2 separate regions of the Mus musculus genome follow, and region 2 is linked to region 1. A link is a loop called in an ENCODE intact Hi-C map of the cell type or tissue named here. Cell type or tissue: heart. All regions are shown on one strand. Links, peaks and the distances in the headings refer to the core of each region. The heading gives the core; the rest is flanking DNA. Region 1 holds the start of Cpd (carboxypeptidase D). Region 2 has its middle 7.3 kb from the start of Tmigd1.

What was found. A loop is a pair of places that touch in the nucleus more often than their neighbours do. Peaks named below come from ENCODE experiments on the same cell type or tissue, not always from the same donor. Only the 100,000 strongest peaks of a DNase experiment are listed, where the experiment ranks them.
Region 2: it touches region 1 in a loop (3.0-fold over the local background); 10 of 42 quality-filtered maps call a loop at or near these places.

Annotation. Positions count from the first base shown.
Region 1 is chr11:76,842,117-76,850,448 of GRCm38, reverse strand. It overlaps Cpd (carboxypeptidase D), which reads left to right and starts at 3,441. Exons shown (of 21, transcript NM_007754.2): 1 at 3,441-4,225. The coding sequence starts at 3,483. In heart, for the core only: a CTCF peak has its summit at 3,509; DNase peaks (open chromatin) are centred at 3,378, 4,218 and 4,688; H3K4me3 peaks cover 3,888 bases; H3K27ac peaks cover 2,638 bases.
Region 2 is chr11:76,890,697-76,899,028 of GRCm38, reverse strand. It overlaps a transcript of Tmigd1 not described here. Among named protein-coding and RNA genes, the nearest start is that of Tmigd1, 7.3 kb to the left of the region's middle. In heart, for the core only: CTCF peaks have their summits at 4,555 (motif pointing right) and 5,317 (motif pointing left); DNase peaks (open chromatin) are centred at 4,618 and 5,278; H3K27ac peaks cover 1,435 bases.

The DNA.
Region 1 (8,332 bases), core at 314-8,313:
TGCTTCAATGTCTTCATTTTTGAAATGGAAACAGTAGTACCTACCTCTTCAGACTGTGAGTCCACCCGTGTTGTTGCAACAGTGTATGCTATAGCCTTGCCCTGATGGAATGAATGCCTTCATAATGTGTTATATCTATGTTTTCTGGTCTCTCAGTAGCTTCTGCTTCTGAGAGAAAACAAATCTTCCCCATTCATCTTCCAATTCTCTTAAACTCATAAGGCAGAAATTTCAATAGCCTTTGTGCTCCATAAATGCTTGCCATATTAAGTTTATAAGTGTGTAGGTGTTATGCCAGACAACGAGACGTTTACAAGTGTATAATCATTCTGTTTTAATTATGCACAAATCTTTTTGAAGAAAGTAGTTATGGAATAGGCTGGCTATCCACAAGCTTCTACCCTGTTTTTTAAAAATCCAGATTTTTACCACTCAGCTACTGTGAAAAAAGAAGCCACTCCAAGTTTGTTATTTGTGAGCCAAGGCTTTGCTTTTGTGGGAGGCAGAGTAGGAAAAGGACACCTGCCACAAGCTCCCAGGCTTCTGGAACAGAGGGCAGCATTCAGCTGTGGGTAACTACAAAGCCAGCCCTCCTCCCCTCTATGCCCCTTCACTGAGCCGTGACCTGGTCTGCAGCTTTGGGTTTCATGACAGAGCCAAGTTGTACTTGGAAGGAAGAAGGCTCCAGTCCTTTCAGAGCCCAGGTCTGCACTGTGGGAGGCCTAAGGATGCCAGGGAGGGCACTGACTCAAGTTACATACCATTATTCCACTGATGCTTGTTTATTTGTGTTTCAGCCACCCTTCCTAGGTGAAGCAGCCCTGCCAAGGCCGTCCAAAGAATGATAGAAAATGATAGAGAAGGAAATATTTGATTAGAGGTTAATATGTCCCCTGGGCTCTTTCCATTTGGGTGATTGCAAAACTGCACAGTGTAATGATGAAGTACTCCCAGAGGAGAAGAGGGTCTCTCTGCATGGAGCTGGGGCTTTATTTCAGATGAGTTACAGCCCTTGTGCAGCATACAGCCTCGACTAATGGGACAAAAAGAAGAAGTATTCTCAAAACTAGAGTGGTTGTGTGTTCTGTAGCAATTTCCTCCAAGATCAAAACCTTCTATCTCGGAGGGTCACATGTTAAGGTACAGAATGCTAAAGGAGGAGGGGAAGCTTTCCATCTTGCTGGAAAGCTTCATTAGCCCCAGAAGTAAACACTTCAGCCTCTTCAGGAAGTCCCTGAAACTGACCAGATTCACTAGACTCCTCCCTCTCTAAGCATATAAGCAGTAAAGACTACTAAGACACACTCTCAGATCTGCTGAGGTACCTAGAAGAGGCTCTGGGAGGATGCAGAGACCACCTGTCTAGAGGATGCTGAAGCCAACTGAATTGACTGCTAGATGCACTATCAACCTGTTGTACTGCCTGCAAGTTATGTAGTGCCCTCCAGTTTTCCAGTTTATGAGCCATCGCCCATGTGGAGTGGGCTTTTGGCGATGCAGCTATTGTCTTTGAGTGATTTCTGCTCCTGTAAGCAACCCCTGACTCATATTCCTGTAAGTAACATCAATAAAATTCATTGATTCACCAAGTTGAATTTTAGTAGTATCCTTGCTTTGGTCTGTCATTGGTTCCATATCTGTGGTGAGCAGACATTTGTTCATGTCTCTGCAGGAATAGTTTCACACAGCACTGCTTGTTACCATGGCAATGTTCAATTTGGAGCCAGCCTGCCATCCTCTCTCTGGGTCCGCAGGAACTGTCCCATTTCACCCCTAAAGTCATTTCCAGCCATTTCTTTCCATTTCCACCAGCTCCATCCTTGTTCAAGGACTCAGTACCTTCTTGGATTATGTGCTTCTTGTGGGTCTCTTGGCCTCATGTTTAAGATTGCCTATTCTGTTCTTCAAGTTACTGCCAGGGGGAGATTTTTCTAAATTAGCTTCAAACCCATCCTTGGCTCTTTATTGATACCTCTGTGATCCCCTTCACCAGTAACCTGAACCTACAAACAATTCTAGAACACCTAGGCTCTGCTCGTAAACTTTCCAACCTCCCGTGCATGCTCCTCCTTCTATCCAGAATTCTTCACTCCCATCTTGGCTTCTTCCCTAGCTTCTTGGTTGCCTTCTCCTCAGACTGAATGAGGTTTTCCTCAGGAATGTCCCCACAGATGTATTGCATTGTTCATCCCTGCATTGGATCTCTAACTATGCAAGCAATGCCTTGCTTCCCAGCTTCTAGCTTTGACAGACACCAATTACTCAATAAATACTCAGTAATCAGTGAATTCCACGGGCTCTATGAAGATTCAATTAGAGTTCAGAAACTCGAACCATCCAGCACCGAAAGAAGGGAATGATAATGGTTATCACAATTATGTCATTAGATGGGTTAGAATTTCACGCTTGATAAAAGGATTGCCAAACTTCAAATTTCTTCAAGCTAACGTGATTAAACTTTACTTGGAAGGTTAGGTTTTTCTGGACTTACCCAAATACCTTGGGGGAAGTACACTTGCCAAGCAGGTATTTCTAGACATGGCAAATCTATCTCTTAAAGACAGCATTCCAAAACTATAGCTATGGCTGTATAGAGGTGATCTAGATGCTCCTACTCAAAAGAAGTGTGAGAGGAGGGTAAGGTCACTAAAAAACGATATCTCCTCAGTGAGAGCAGAGACCAGCACACAAAGAAGATAGTTACAATCCAACACTTTTGAATGGCCAATTAAGACCACATTAAGACAGAGGGCGCCTACTATGGAAGTTTCCACTTAATAAAGGAGATACCTAGTCACGCGACAAATCAAAAATAGAATTGATTGCTTTATGAGGTGTCTCATTCTCTTCAACTGCATGTAGGCAGATGGGCTCAAGCCCAGGCAGAACCGATCAAGGGGGATGGGGGGGGGGCGGGGAGGAAGGTGCAAAGGAGATGGGACTAAGGAGGTCTTTGATTCTCCAAGGAGATTAAGATTCTTTCTAACTTCCTGATTTTCTCAAGAGTCCTTTAATCTTTGGAACCTTTCGATTCTTTTGATTACTGACTCTAAAGCATTAAAGCGTAGCTAAGAAATGCTGCAACGAAGAAGGGGGCTAGTAAAAGCTCTCAGAGAATTTCAGAGGAGAAGCCATAAAGAAGAGACTGAGCAAAAAACAAAACAAAACAAAACAAAACAAAACAAAACGAGAGAAGTAGAAGAGGAAATAGGGAGGCGGGAAGACAGAGGGTAGAACCTTAGTGGAGGAAAGGAAAGCGACTAAAGTCCCTAAGGACTGGAGTGGAGACACGCCCAGAGGGAAAATCGTCCGCTTTAAGGAAAGCCCCGCCCCCTAGAGTGACACCCAAGCATTCAAGGCTACGATTGGCTAAGGCTGGAAGGCGGGATGGGGTTGCTAGGCGCGGAGGGGATCCGGCGGGCTGCCGCCTCCCGGAGTGTGGAGCCGCTGGAGCGGAGCGGTATTAGCGGCGTTGCTGGAAGATGGCGAGCGGCCGGGATGAGCGGCCGCCCTGGCGGCTGGGACGCCTGCGTCTGCTGCCGCCGCCACCGCTGCTGCTGCTGCTGCTGCTACTGAGGAGCTCGGCCCAGGCGGCGCACATCAAGAAGGCTGAGGCGACCACGACAACCGTTGGCGGCTCCGAGGCGGCCGAGGGCCAGTTTGACCACTACTACCACGAAGCGGCGCTGGGCGAGGCGCTGGAAGCGGCGGCGGCCGCGGGGCCACCCGGCCTGGCGCGTCTCTTCAGCATCGGCAGCTCGGTGGAGGGCCGGCCGCTGTGGGTGCTGCGCCTCACAGCGGGCCTGGGGCCGCCGCCCACCGCCGCCGCGGGGCTGGACGCCGCGGGGCCGCTGCTGCCCGGCCGGCCGCAGGTGAAGCTGGTGGGTAACATGCACGGCGACGAGACGGTGTCACGCCAGGTGTTGGTCTACCTGGCCCGCGAGCTGGCGTCGGGCTACCGCCGCGGGGACCCGCGCCTGGTCCGCCTGCTCAACACCACCGACGTGTATTTGCTGCCCAGCCTGAACCCGGATGGCTTCGAACGTGCCCGCGAGGGTGACTGCGGCCTCGGCGACAGCGGCCCGCCTGGGACCAGCGGCCGTGACAACAGCCGAGGCCGCGACCTCAACCGCAGCTTCCCTGACCAGTTCAGCACCGGCGAGCCACCTTCCCTGGATGAGGTGCCGGAGGTGCGCGCCCTCATCGACTGGATCCGCAGGAACAAGTAAGCGTTGCCTGACTGCTTTCGGTCCCACGTGAGCCTTCGAGGCCAGGAGGCTTATTTTGACAGCCAGCAGGCGCCCAAACAGTGCTTGCCAGCCTAAGGGGTCGGGGGCAGTCGGTGTGGAGAGTGACACCCAGTAACTGGAACGGAGGCCAGGTTGCAGTACCTCTTCCTCTTGCTAACTGTAAAGAAGCCTGCTTGTGGCTGTCATTTGTGCAGGGCAAGCCGGGGGGCTTTTTCCCCCCTCCCATTCTATCCCTATTTTTGAAAGACCATCGTATATGAGCAACGGGTACGGATTTTAAGGATTCCTAAGTTAGCACCTTCATTATGTATGTAGCTAAGCTTGTCACTAGAAGCACTGTGGCAAGCACTTTCTGCGACTGCATTATGTCACTCGATGTTGACCACAACCGGGCGACCTAGACACCACTCATATCCTCTAGACACCACTGGTACTCTTGTTTTGCATACGGGGAAATTGAAGGGCAGACTGGTTGACTAACATCGGGGAATCTAAGCCTGGTTACTCAGTGCTCCACTGCCAGGGAGACAGAATGTAGTTCAGAAATAGCAAACGACACCCCCAGTCACTTCCTCTGCTACTGGATAGAAACCCATTCTCCTGCCTTTACTTCTGATTTTGCTTAGGGGAGTATGGAATAAGGGGAAACCCCCACAGATCAGAACTGCTTCATTTCTGATGCCAGCTGTACTCTTTCTTACTGCGGTAGTACAGCCAGACATTGACATCGGTAACATTTAAGCACCCTGTGGGGTTTTATATTTTTGGTTGTGAGCCTAGCCTTTAACGGGCTGAGCCAGCTCTCCAGCCCGCGTGGGGTTTTAAAAGGTAAAAAGTAGAAGTATGAGGACCTTCAAAACCTAGTATGTAACAAGAGCTGTTATAACTACATATGAGAGGTTTACTCAGTTAAAACTTGACAGAAACTGTGCCCCATGACAAAATGTGCATGAGCTGCAAACATATCTCTTGGAGAGGGGCTATGATCTAACTCTTCAGAGATGAATAGTAAGAGGAAGGAGGAATGGAGGAAGATGGTACTTACTCCAGATAGAGTCTTCTTGTCTGAAGTAAACCTGTACCTCTTTCCTTTCTAGAGCACCAGCTGTGCCAGCATATTCCCTATGTGTATCTTCGTAAGGCTTTTGAGGGCGGTAGTTGGGATCTTTGTATCATGAGTTGAAGGTTTTTTTGACTGGCAGATGAGCTGAAGGTAAAGATGAAGAAAGACGTTTCTCTGTGAGACTTGGAATCATTTCTTATGTAGCCCAGACTGGCTACAGACAGGCTATGTAGCCAGGTATGACCTGAGCTCCTGATCTTCCTACTTTTGCCGTAGCTGAGATTACAGGCATGTGCCACCAGCCTTGCTTTATGCCGTGCCTGGGGTTGAACCCAGGGCATCATGCATGCTAACAAGTACTGTACCAACTGAGCTACATACAGCCCTCCTGAAGTGATGTCTTTTGTAAGATGTCAGTCATATATTATGAAATCTAGAAAATTGTGGACATTATGATCGTTCCAGATGGTTTTAGTCATCTGCCTTTGACTTTACTAGTGTGTAGAAGGTCCCCTGTAGATGCTTATCCTGTTTAGATGTTGTAGGACAGTTTCCTCTCCCTGACCATGTTAGACTTCTGAACATCTGCACAAGTTTGATTTTGATATGGCCCTTAAACTGTCAGGTGCTACGACAAGCAGGCCTTTTTATTTTACTTTTCGTTGTTGTTTTGAAACAGGGTCTCACTATATAGACTTGGCTGGCCTGAAATTCACCAGGTAGACCGGGTGGCTGGCCTCAAATTCACAGAGATACTTGTGCCTCTGCTGGAATTAAAGGTGCTTGCCATTGCCAGCTAGGGCTTTTTTTTTTTTTGAGAAACTGTATCACCTGCACTGTTTGCATTGCTTGGGTGTTTAAAAATGTCCCATAACACCTCTTGCAGGGACTTTATCTTTGGTTGTTCTGTTGTGGCCAAATGTGAAGAATTTTCCTGGGGTGATACTGATAGTCTCAAGGCAAAAATTCACTCTCTGCTTAACTCTTCCAAATATTAAAAAGGGATATTAAAAAGAAAAACACAGACATTAGTCTATGTGAGAAAACTATACTTTTAAATGTGTTTTGTGAAGTAAGTTGTTTCAGCGACGTCCTGATATTCCTTTCATCCAACTCCTTCCTTCTCTCTCTCTCTCTCTCTCTTTCTTGCTCTCTCTGTCTCTCTCTCTCTCTTTCTTCCTCTCTCTCTCTCTCTCTCTGTCTGTCTCTCTCTCTTCTTGACAGGGTTTCTCTGTGTGGCCTTGGCTGGCAAGCCTTATGCTCAGAGAAACCTACCTCTCAAGAGCTGGAATTAAAGGTGTCCACCACCTCCTCCCAGTGCATATGAAGTTTTTCCATGCTGACATTTATAGTTCAGTAGTGGAGTGCCTTCCTCATCTACGTGGGGCCCTGAACTGAAAGGTGAGGGATGAGGGAGAAAAGAGAGAAAAACTCTTAAGACATTTCTTTGGTTTATGAGGGTTGAGCCTCGGGGCCTGGAAAGCATTCTACCATTGACCTACATCCCAACCTTTGCTATACTTAATAAAGAATGTTATCATCATGTTGGGTGTGGATACAGATTTTTTTCTTTTTTCTTTTTTGTTTTTGTTTTTTGTTTTTTGTTTTTTTTTGGAGTCAGGGTTTCTCTGTATTGTCCTGGCTGTCCTGGAACTCATTCTGTAGCCCAGAGTGGCCTCGAACTCAGAAATTCACCTGCCTCTGCCTCCCGAGTGCTGGGATTAAAGGCGTGTGCCACCACGCCCGGCTAATTCAGATTATTTTTGAGGGATATTGTATATGATGTATAGTATTTTCGAGTCTTTATTGTTATCCAAATATCAAATTCTCCATTTTTAAAGAGGTTGTTTATAGGGCTATAGGAAGAATATAATAAAGTTAATTTCAAAGTTAATTTTTAAAATCTATAAAGATTATTATTTTTAATATGGTATATTTAGCGACTTCTTTAAATCTTATGATACTGAAGTCAAACACTTGAGGATTTGAGTGGAAATCTTAAAACATCTTTCAAATAAGATTGCAAATGATCGCTCTTTGACAAAGATACTAAAGAGTAGCCTTACAGCTACTGTGACAGGTATTGCTTTGTTTTGACATTGTCCCCAGAAGAGTGACATTGTATCTTAAAACTATGTAATTAGAATACAGAGAATCACATTTAATTACTCTCATAGATTACTAACCTTACTTGGTTGTAAGAGTGGTTGAAACATCAGGTCCTCTTTATGATGTTTCTGAGAAGTATTGCAACAGTGTTGAACAAAAGGATCTCTCATTTAGTAGAGCCTTAACCTAAAATATGTGAAGTAGCACACCCTACTTACACAGAATATTCAGGGCTTTTCTGTTGTTGCTCGTATGTACTTTAATGCCTGCAGTAGTATCCAGCTCATAGTTAATACTTTAAAAATGCTTGCTGCTAAGTGAAGTGCCTGAACTGGGAGAGCCTTTTTATAGTTTTCCCAAAGTAAATGGAGGAAAAAAAATCTTGAGTTATTTTAGAAATACAACCAGAACGTAAATGGTTAATACAGTAGCTAGGTGGAATCCGAAAGCTCGCTGTGACAGCCTTTGTTGTTCCCAGGTTGTTCTGTCACTCAAGGAGGGGCAGAGGCAGTCAGAAGCGGACTGAAACTGACCAGGATGCTAGAGAGCTCCAAAGAAATGAGGAGCTAGTGTGGAGTTCTGATCATGTGTTGGTTTTAATAGATGTAATAATTCTGAGAGGCGGGTTGAATATTCACATTTTATAGATGAGATAGAAATGGGGATTTAGAGGCAATAACTTCTGATCACATTACTGTTGAAGAACAGCTCTGGGAGACATTTACAACAAAGGTCGTTCTCTGGTGTCTGGACAGGCACTAATGAAAACTGTATTCATTTTAAACTCATCTCCTTTATCATCACTGGCTAAGTTTTTCCTTCTGTTATAAACAACATTCATTGTCTACCTCAGAGATGCCTAAAGTACTGATCATGCCTAAAGTAGCCTTTCAGATTACACATATGATAA
Region 2 (8,332 bases), core at 329-8,328, 49 kb before region 1:
TACATTCCCAAGACCCAAGCCTTTCTGGAAAGGTACCAGAGAAGGAGTCAAGGACCAGGAAGTTGTGGCTTTCTGATTAAGACAAGTAGGAGATTTATGGGGTTGGAGTGGGCAGAAGTGTGGCTTATAGGCACTAAAGCATGAACTTAGCACGTATACACACATCGCACTCACATGAACAAATACATCACACCCCCACTCACACATGCACACTCACATACACACACACTCAGGAACATATCTAGGTACCGTTCCTTCATCAGCTCTGAAGAGACTCTGGAGTCTTAATAAGCCTCTCAGGTGGCTGTGCTATAGCGACTCAGTAGCTTTCGAATCTCGAGAGCTATGGACTATGGAACTAGGTCTGGATCACAGAGACGAAGTAAAATCCCTTATCAAAGGGAAGGATCTAGCACTGCAAGTCAGTCACGCAAGAGGCATGAGCTGAAGAAAGGAAGAGACAGCAGGACATTCAATTCAGCACAAATTAGAGATGCTTGTTAGGTGCCCAGCCCAGGAAGGGACTATGTACCTTGGGCTGAACTGTTTGTATACAACAACAGGGTCACAAACTAGGAGGGCTGCCCAAACAAGTCACTGAGAATACAACTGGAGGTTATAGAATGAAAGAAAAGGGAGGACTCCGGCTGTCACACCCTAGTGATCTCAGAGCAGCTTTTGGACCACTGCAGGCCCCCACAGGGTCAATTCTTCCTCCCAGAATCCACCAGTGCCCTCTAAACTGCTTTAGGTGATTCACAGATGTGATGTACACCTAAGATTCCAGCTATTCGAGACTGAGGCAGGTGAATTGGAAGTTTGAGGCCAGTCTGGGTGGCACAGTGAGTTCAAGGCCAGCCTTGAATGCTTAGGCAAGTTAGCAAAGCCCTGTCTGAAAATGAAAGTAAGATGCAAGTCAATAGGAGAGTGTTTGCCTCCCTGGAGGCCCTGGCTTAATCCCCTGTTTAAAAAAAGTCACGTGGCCTCCAGAATTTCTAGCTTAAGCAACTTCCCATTCCCTGTTATTAGATTGCTCATCACCAAAAACTTTAGCCCTGGAATCAAGACTTGAATTGCCACAGAGCTGTAGCTCAGTGCTATTAGAGAATATGCTTGATTCATGCCCTAGGACCAATAACAAACAACAACGAAAGCATGAAACAGAGACGTGAGGCTAGAGGGATGTTCAGCTTTTAAGAGCATTCGTTACTCTTTCAGAAGATGGGCATTCAGTACACAGCGCCCACATGGTGGCTTATAATTGTCTGTAATTTCAGTTCTAATGAATCCATTGCCCTCTTTTGGCCTCTGTGAGCACCAGGCATGTACATGGTACACATACATACATGAAGGCAAAACACTCATACACATAAAATAAAAGTAAATAAATCTTTAAGCCCCACCCCCAAATCCCTGTCTCAGGTTTCCAGAATTAGCAAGTGAAAATATAGAACACCCCCACACACTGGATATAAACTTTAGGTAAATAATACTTTGTAAACGCAGATATGTCCAGTACTATGATTAATGTGGTAGGTCATGAGAAAGTAACACTTGGCTATAAATACACCAACACTTAAAAAAAAAACAAAAAACAAAACATTGTTTCTCCAAAATGCAAATGTAGCTAGGCTCTTAATGTGACTTCCTGAACTACTATAAAATAGCCCAGAGCATTGGGAAAGCTGCCAAATCTGTATGCTGTGAGTGTGTGTGTGTGTATGTGTGTGTGTGAGAGAGAGAGAGAGAGAGAGACAGAAAGACAGACAGACAGACAGACAGACAGAGAGTCTCTCCCTCTCTGTGTGTATGTGTGTTCAGGTCGGTCTGGTACTGCTATGTATTCAGATACTTAACACTGGCCCCCAAGATCTGGTTGCAGTCCAGACAAACACATTCTCACATACACAAAGATGATGTTGTGTAAACTTTGCTCATTTTTATTCTCTGACTGGTTAAATAAAAGTGTGAGGTAGAAACTTAAGGGTTCTTTGGAGAGTCAGTTGTGTTGGATAGTGCTTTGCTGGGGTAAACGCGTGAAGGAGTGTTTTCCTGAAGTGGACACAGGTGAAAGGCTAAGGCAGGGACTCGTGAAGAAACATTTTGTTGAAGCAGTCACAAGTGAAAGGATGTTCTGCTAAAGCAAGCACGCGAAAAGATTCTTCGCTAACGACAGATATGTATTGGTCCTGTATTTGAGCTCCATTTGTCAGGACTTCATAGAGAGAAATGCACCAAAAAACTTTGGGTGGTGTGCCTTGTCGCTTCCAAGGACTCTGGCTGATTGGCGGTGTGATGTCAGCTGAAGCAAGACTCTGAGCTGAGGCTGAGCTTGGCTTGCTTAATAGAGCTAGCTGTACAACACTTGATGATCTTCACTGATCTTCACTTCGATGAGAGAGGCACAGCTGGGAACTTATCTTGGCATTCCTGCTGGTCCCTCCTATTAACTTGTTTCCAGGCTGAGGCCCGGCCGGCTGTCTCTACTAGGAATGCCACCGCTGCTGATTTGTGTTTACAATCCCAACTCGACTGAACTAGACTGCTGGTATAGCCCATAAAGTGTTTGTGAATGAATCAAGCTGCTGCTATTGACCCATGAACAACACTGCCAATATCCTGACAGCATAGATGGGAGTTGCTTCAAAGAACCATCTCTAAACAAGTCCACTAACACCCCCCATCCTGTCTTTTCCACTATCTCTGGTGGGTGATGGGCTAAAAGAGAGGTTAAAACGTTTAAGAACCATCATTAAAAATAAATTTTAAGGCTGGGCAGTGGTGGCCCAATGCCTTTAATCCCAGCACTTGGGAGGCAGAGGCAGGCAGATTTCTGAGTTCGAAGCCAGCCTGGTCTACAGAGTGAGTTCCAGGACAGCCAGGGCTACACAGAGAAACCCCCATCTCAAAAAACAAATAAACAAACATAAAAAGTTAAAAAGATTTGTTTTAATTAAAAAAAATTACAAAAGCAACTGATAGCTACTTAATGGGGAGAATAGAGGTAGATGGGGCTTCAGTTCCAGGCTGGGGATCTCAGGTAGTGACCAGGAGGGGGAAGGGAAGAGGAAGGGGGAGGGGGAGTAGGAGGGGGAGAGGGAGAGGGAGAGAAGATGGAGAGAGTGGGAGGTCCAGGATGGAGATGGGATGGACCAGGATCACATGGCTGAGAGACGCACACCCTGAGGACAGCTGGAAAACAGCCAGCTTAGCATAGAAAAATCGCTTAGGGGTAATCACCACTCAGTAACTCTGCTAAAGCTGATTAAATAAGTTGATAAGACTCTGCCTGAGTTATTGGGGGGCTCGATGGGTCACACTAAGAACTAATAGTTATTAAATAACTAACAACAACATGTGTGCGTGTGTGTGTGTGTGTGTGTGTGGTGTGGTATGTACATTTTCCTACGGAGATGGCCTCTCAACCTGAGATGAACAGACTTAGACATCATCTTACCCTCCAGTTTACTATACCAAAACCAAAATCAGTTCCTCCCATCCATCCCATCACTTTCTTCCTCTTTCCCTCTATGAATTTTGAATCTGAAGTGTGGCTGAGAACTGGCTTTTACTGGGTACCTGTCTCTTGCTGACCCATTCCTTCCTTGCTTCCACTTAAAAGGTATCCATGGTAGTTGCCATTTCACAGGCAAGGATGGTAGGTTTAATGGGCCTTGAGTTAAAGAGGACAAAACTAAGAAAGGGCGTGGCTCCCTGGTGGATCGATTGCTCCCCTAGCATGCATAAAGTCTAGGTTTTATCTCCAATATAAAAACAAAAAAACAGCAAAACCAGACCAGAAAACAAAAATACTGGTAACCCAGAAACCCAACTATACATGTTCCCAAGATATCTGTGCCCTGACCAAATCTCCTCCCTCCAGTTCATAGCATAGTAGTAACGGTGCCATTCTGATTTTATCTTTTTCCCCTCTGTGTGTATGTGTGTGTCTGTGATATATGCTTGTATGCATACACATGTACGTGCATGTGTTGAGACTATGTGTCAATATCTGGTATCTTTCTCTGTTACACTTCACCTGTTACTTTGTTTCGTTTTTAAGATAAGGTCTCCCTATGTAGCCATGGCTGGCCTAGAACTCACTGTATAGACCAGGCTGACCTCTAACTCATAAAGACCCATCTGTGTCTGACTCCCCAGGACTGGGATGAAATGCGTGTATCACTACACCAAGCTTTGCCCTGTTTTTTGAGTCAGCATTTCTTAATGAATCTAGAGCTCACAATTTTGGCTAGATTAGCTGGTCAACGAGCCCCCAGATATACCTTTCTCCTCACCCCACACATCCCTTGGGTGCACTCTGACACATCTGGTTTTGACCTGGGCACTGGAATCTAGACTTAGGCCCTCACAGTTGTGTATCAAGCCCTTCACCCACCCATGCATCTCCCTGGTCCCTTTATCTTATCGTTGACACAGGATCTCGCTATGTAACTCAGACTAGCTTCAAACTCCAAACCTGCTCCAGTCTCCATACTCTTCCTGCATTTGAAGACAAGGTTAAGAACCAAAGTAGGTGACCTTTGTGAGTGACCACTAGGGGTCACTTCGCACCCACAATGTTCTGGAGCTAGGGTTGAGATCCATCCTCACAGGCCAGTTACTGACAGGACTGGCCTACTCTGATCCAGCGGGGAAGGGATAAGTGGGAAGGAGATGGGGAAGGAAAGATGGGGACTTGAGGGGGAAGAGGCTGGGATACAGAGAGAGCAATGCAGGATGACATGAGTCCCTTAGGACAATGCCTTCTATTATCCGTGTGGATGACTGAAATGGAAAGAGAATTCTAAGACTTCCTCATCCAAAAAGGGAGAGGAAGTGGTGGTGGCACCCCCAAACAAGACGGTCCACCAACTGCCTCACCTGCAAAGTCTACTTTCCTTCTCAGTGGTCCGGCCTCAGAACTGACTGGCGCAAGCTAATGGAGCCTCAGCTTCAGGTACTATCATTTGCACAGACCTCTTTAAAGGCCCTCGCCATTAATCACTAAATGTTTGGAATCTGGTACTCTTTTCCTTAAAGGGGCCTCTCCATTAGAAGCATCAAGCCCCACGGGTCCTGGCTTTAGCCCCCACTGGCTCCAGTACAGAGGTTTGAAAGGGAGAGGAAAAGGAGGCCAGGGGTTCCAAAGGGAAGTACCCGCCCCAAGACTAACAAGGGAGGGGCTTCCTGTGGGGGTCGAGGGTTCATTCAAGGGCCAAAGACCCCAGCAGCTACTTCACTGCCAAGGGCTGATGAATTATGGGGCCATCAGAGGTGAGGGAGTCCTCCTCCTGCTGGCCTGAAGGTTCCTGTGGCTGGCAGCAGTTTGCCTGAATCTTTACAGACAGGCCTGCCCCATCCTGTTAGCTGTTTCCTGAATAAACAATAGTCTTGCCAACCATTGTGTCGATTTTGAAAGAAGGAGGGGGGAAAACCTCCAGAAGGAAAGTTATAGACTCCCTAAGCTGTGAACTTTGCAAAGGGATAAATGATAAACCAGGAAGCGACCTGCTTGTAGTTCCGGTATCTATCAGTCCTTGGTTAACCTCCATTTACCTTTCCCAACACCTGAGGTCACAAAATGCCCCAAATCCCATCCCACGGGATTTGAGATCTGAGTTCAAGAGCTTGGCTGCCTTGCCAATAATTTCCTTTTGCAAAACTAGTCATTTTCGAATTTGGTATACAGTGCAATGGGCAAATGGACCTGGTTCTGTGAGGAGTTTGTGGGGAATAGGGCACTATGGGGAGAGAGGAAGAGATAACATTCCCACATAACAGCTGGAGGCTGCCTCACTTGACTCCAGTGTCTCCCTGAGCCAAGGAGGAAGTGAAAGAAAAAAGAGCGGGTTCAAAAGAGGGTCCAGAGGCCCAGAGTCCACTAAATGGTCTGCCAGCTTTGGAGACTCCACCCCTAACAGGGTGCTCTCTGCTACAGCTTCAATAAACACCTGTCTCACCTTTTCTGTCTTTACTTCCTTTGTCCTTGGGCCTTCAACACTTTGTCCGCCTCTGGAGAGACCTAGGATATCTGGCAAGGCAGCCATGGCTCTTGGTACCATTCCATAACAAGATGGACAGTTCTGTTTGGGAGCCGTGATGGGTTCAGGGATCAAAGTTCAAGCAATATGCACAAGGCTAGGGGCAGATGACATGAGGAACCAAGGGGCTCTCTGGTTTTTAAATGAACCACAGTGGTGGAACCCGACTGGTCCCAGCAGCTGAAAGACACTGCTCAGAACTGCCTGCTTCTCTCCCAACTCCACATCCAGTGATTTTAATCAGGGACTTAAAATTGGCCAAGGTGAAAGTATTTATATAATCGAAACTGGAAACCACCACAAATCCAGGCCCTCCTCTCCAGAACTGTCAGACATTTACCAGATTGTTGTGCCACCTCTAGCACACCTAGCACCCAAACTGCCAGCAGTCTCCGTATTTGTCTATGCATGGGCACACAGAGAGCATCTGCATGTGCTCCCCATTACAGTCAGCAAGCTTCCTTGTTCTGTTACGCAGACATTTTAAGTACTTCCCTCCTTATTACATCCAGATCCCAGATAGTTATCCAATTTCTTTCCTTTATAATCTGTAATTGCCCTTGTATCATTTTTGGAGGGTGCCCTTGACCTAGGGACTACGTGCCCTACGTGCAAAACCTTCTGTGGCAATAATCCAGTCAGGATAGCGAATTACCCTGTCTTTGCACAAGTGAGTTAATATAGAGACCACCACTGACTAACACAGTATCATTCAAATGGAAACTGGGTCATAATTTGCTGTCTAGGCTCCTTTGCAATGGTAGAGACGGCTGCATTGGCCTCAGCCCTGATTGGCACATCATCTACCAAGCTCCACCCCATGTCCTGACTAGTGTTCTTCCAAAGAGCTCAAAGTTCTTGCGGAGTCCCCACATCCTGTCCCTCTAGGGCACTGAGGAGTTTTACCTGAGCATCTTTGTATCAGGAGCAGGCAAAGAGAAGTCACCTGGTCTGCTCAGGCCAGCCCCAATGATGGCTATCTCAGCATGAAGACCATTAGCTTCAAGATAAAACATGGGAAAATAGGCAGGAGGAAATGGCCACCCACATGCCCACTTCCTGCCGAGTACTGCCATAATACATAATTTGAGGTACTAGAGGTATTCAGTGGTACAATATTTGACTAGCATATGCAAATAAGTCATCACACACACACACACACACACACACACACACACACACACACACACACCAGGAGGATAGGGGAACAGTGCTGGCTATAAGGGTACACCTCTGTAATCCCCACTGTAATTGGAGGTTTAGACAAGAGGATCTTATGTTCAAAGCCAGTCTGAGTGACGTAGTGACACCCTGTCTCAGTAAACTAAAAAAACAAAACAAAACAAAACAAAATCCCACCATACAGCTCAAAAATAGTTGATTTAAAATTTTAAAACTTTAAGTCAAGTTGCACAACAAGACTTATAAGAAAAAAACCCTGACATGCTTCTGTCTGCAGCTCCCTTCTTCTAAACCTGTCCGCCAAAGCATCTCTGTGTAAGATTCTTAACTTCACTCTATAGGTCACTATCTTCAAGGTGGATTACTGCAATAATGAGTACAGTCACTTCATTTGGTTTCCGTGGTATACTTATGTCTAGAACAGTGGTTAGCACATGGTTAATATCTGTTGAAACCACACTCTCCCCTCCCATCTGTGCTGAGGTTTGAACCCAGTGCTCTAAGCTTCGCTTCCAGGCCTAATCGCTTTTTGACTTACTCATTGGCCTTCAGCTTCGTGAGACCACATTTCCATCTTAGGTCTCCAACTGCTTCAAGGTTCTGCCAAGGTTTATTAGTTCTCTGCGATGCCGTTTATGCCTTTGTTTCTTCTACCACAACTACAGATGATATCTCTGGAGTCTTAAGATTAAGATTTTTGATTTCTGAGCCAATCCGCCTGACTCAAGAGTCCACGCCCTTCCACTCTACACTGAACATCCCACAGGGATCACTTCTGGGCCAGAGTTCCTCTGCATAATTAGAGGAGACATTTTACAACAATGGCCAGTGGGAATGGAGTGTGGACTAGAGACATTCGTGGGCTGGCACCTCTCAAGAAAGAGCAGATGGAAGGTGATAGACGGGACCCTTGCTAGTTTATTAAATTATGGTCAAGTGTTAGGGTTGGGGCTGCAATTCAGTGGTAGAGCATTTCCTCATGCATGGCGTTCTGGGTTCAGTTTTCAGCACTGCATTAAGCAGAGCTCAGAGGCATCTGGAAAATGTATATGCCCTCAGCCCAAGGCCTGGATACATAGCTTAGCATAGAGCATTGGCCTAGCATG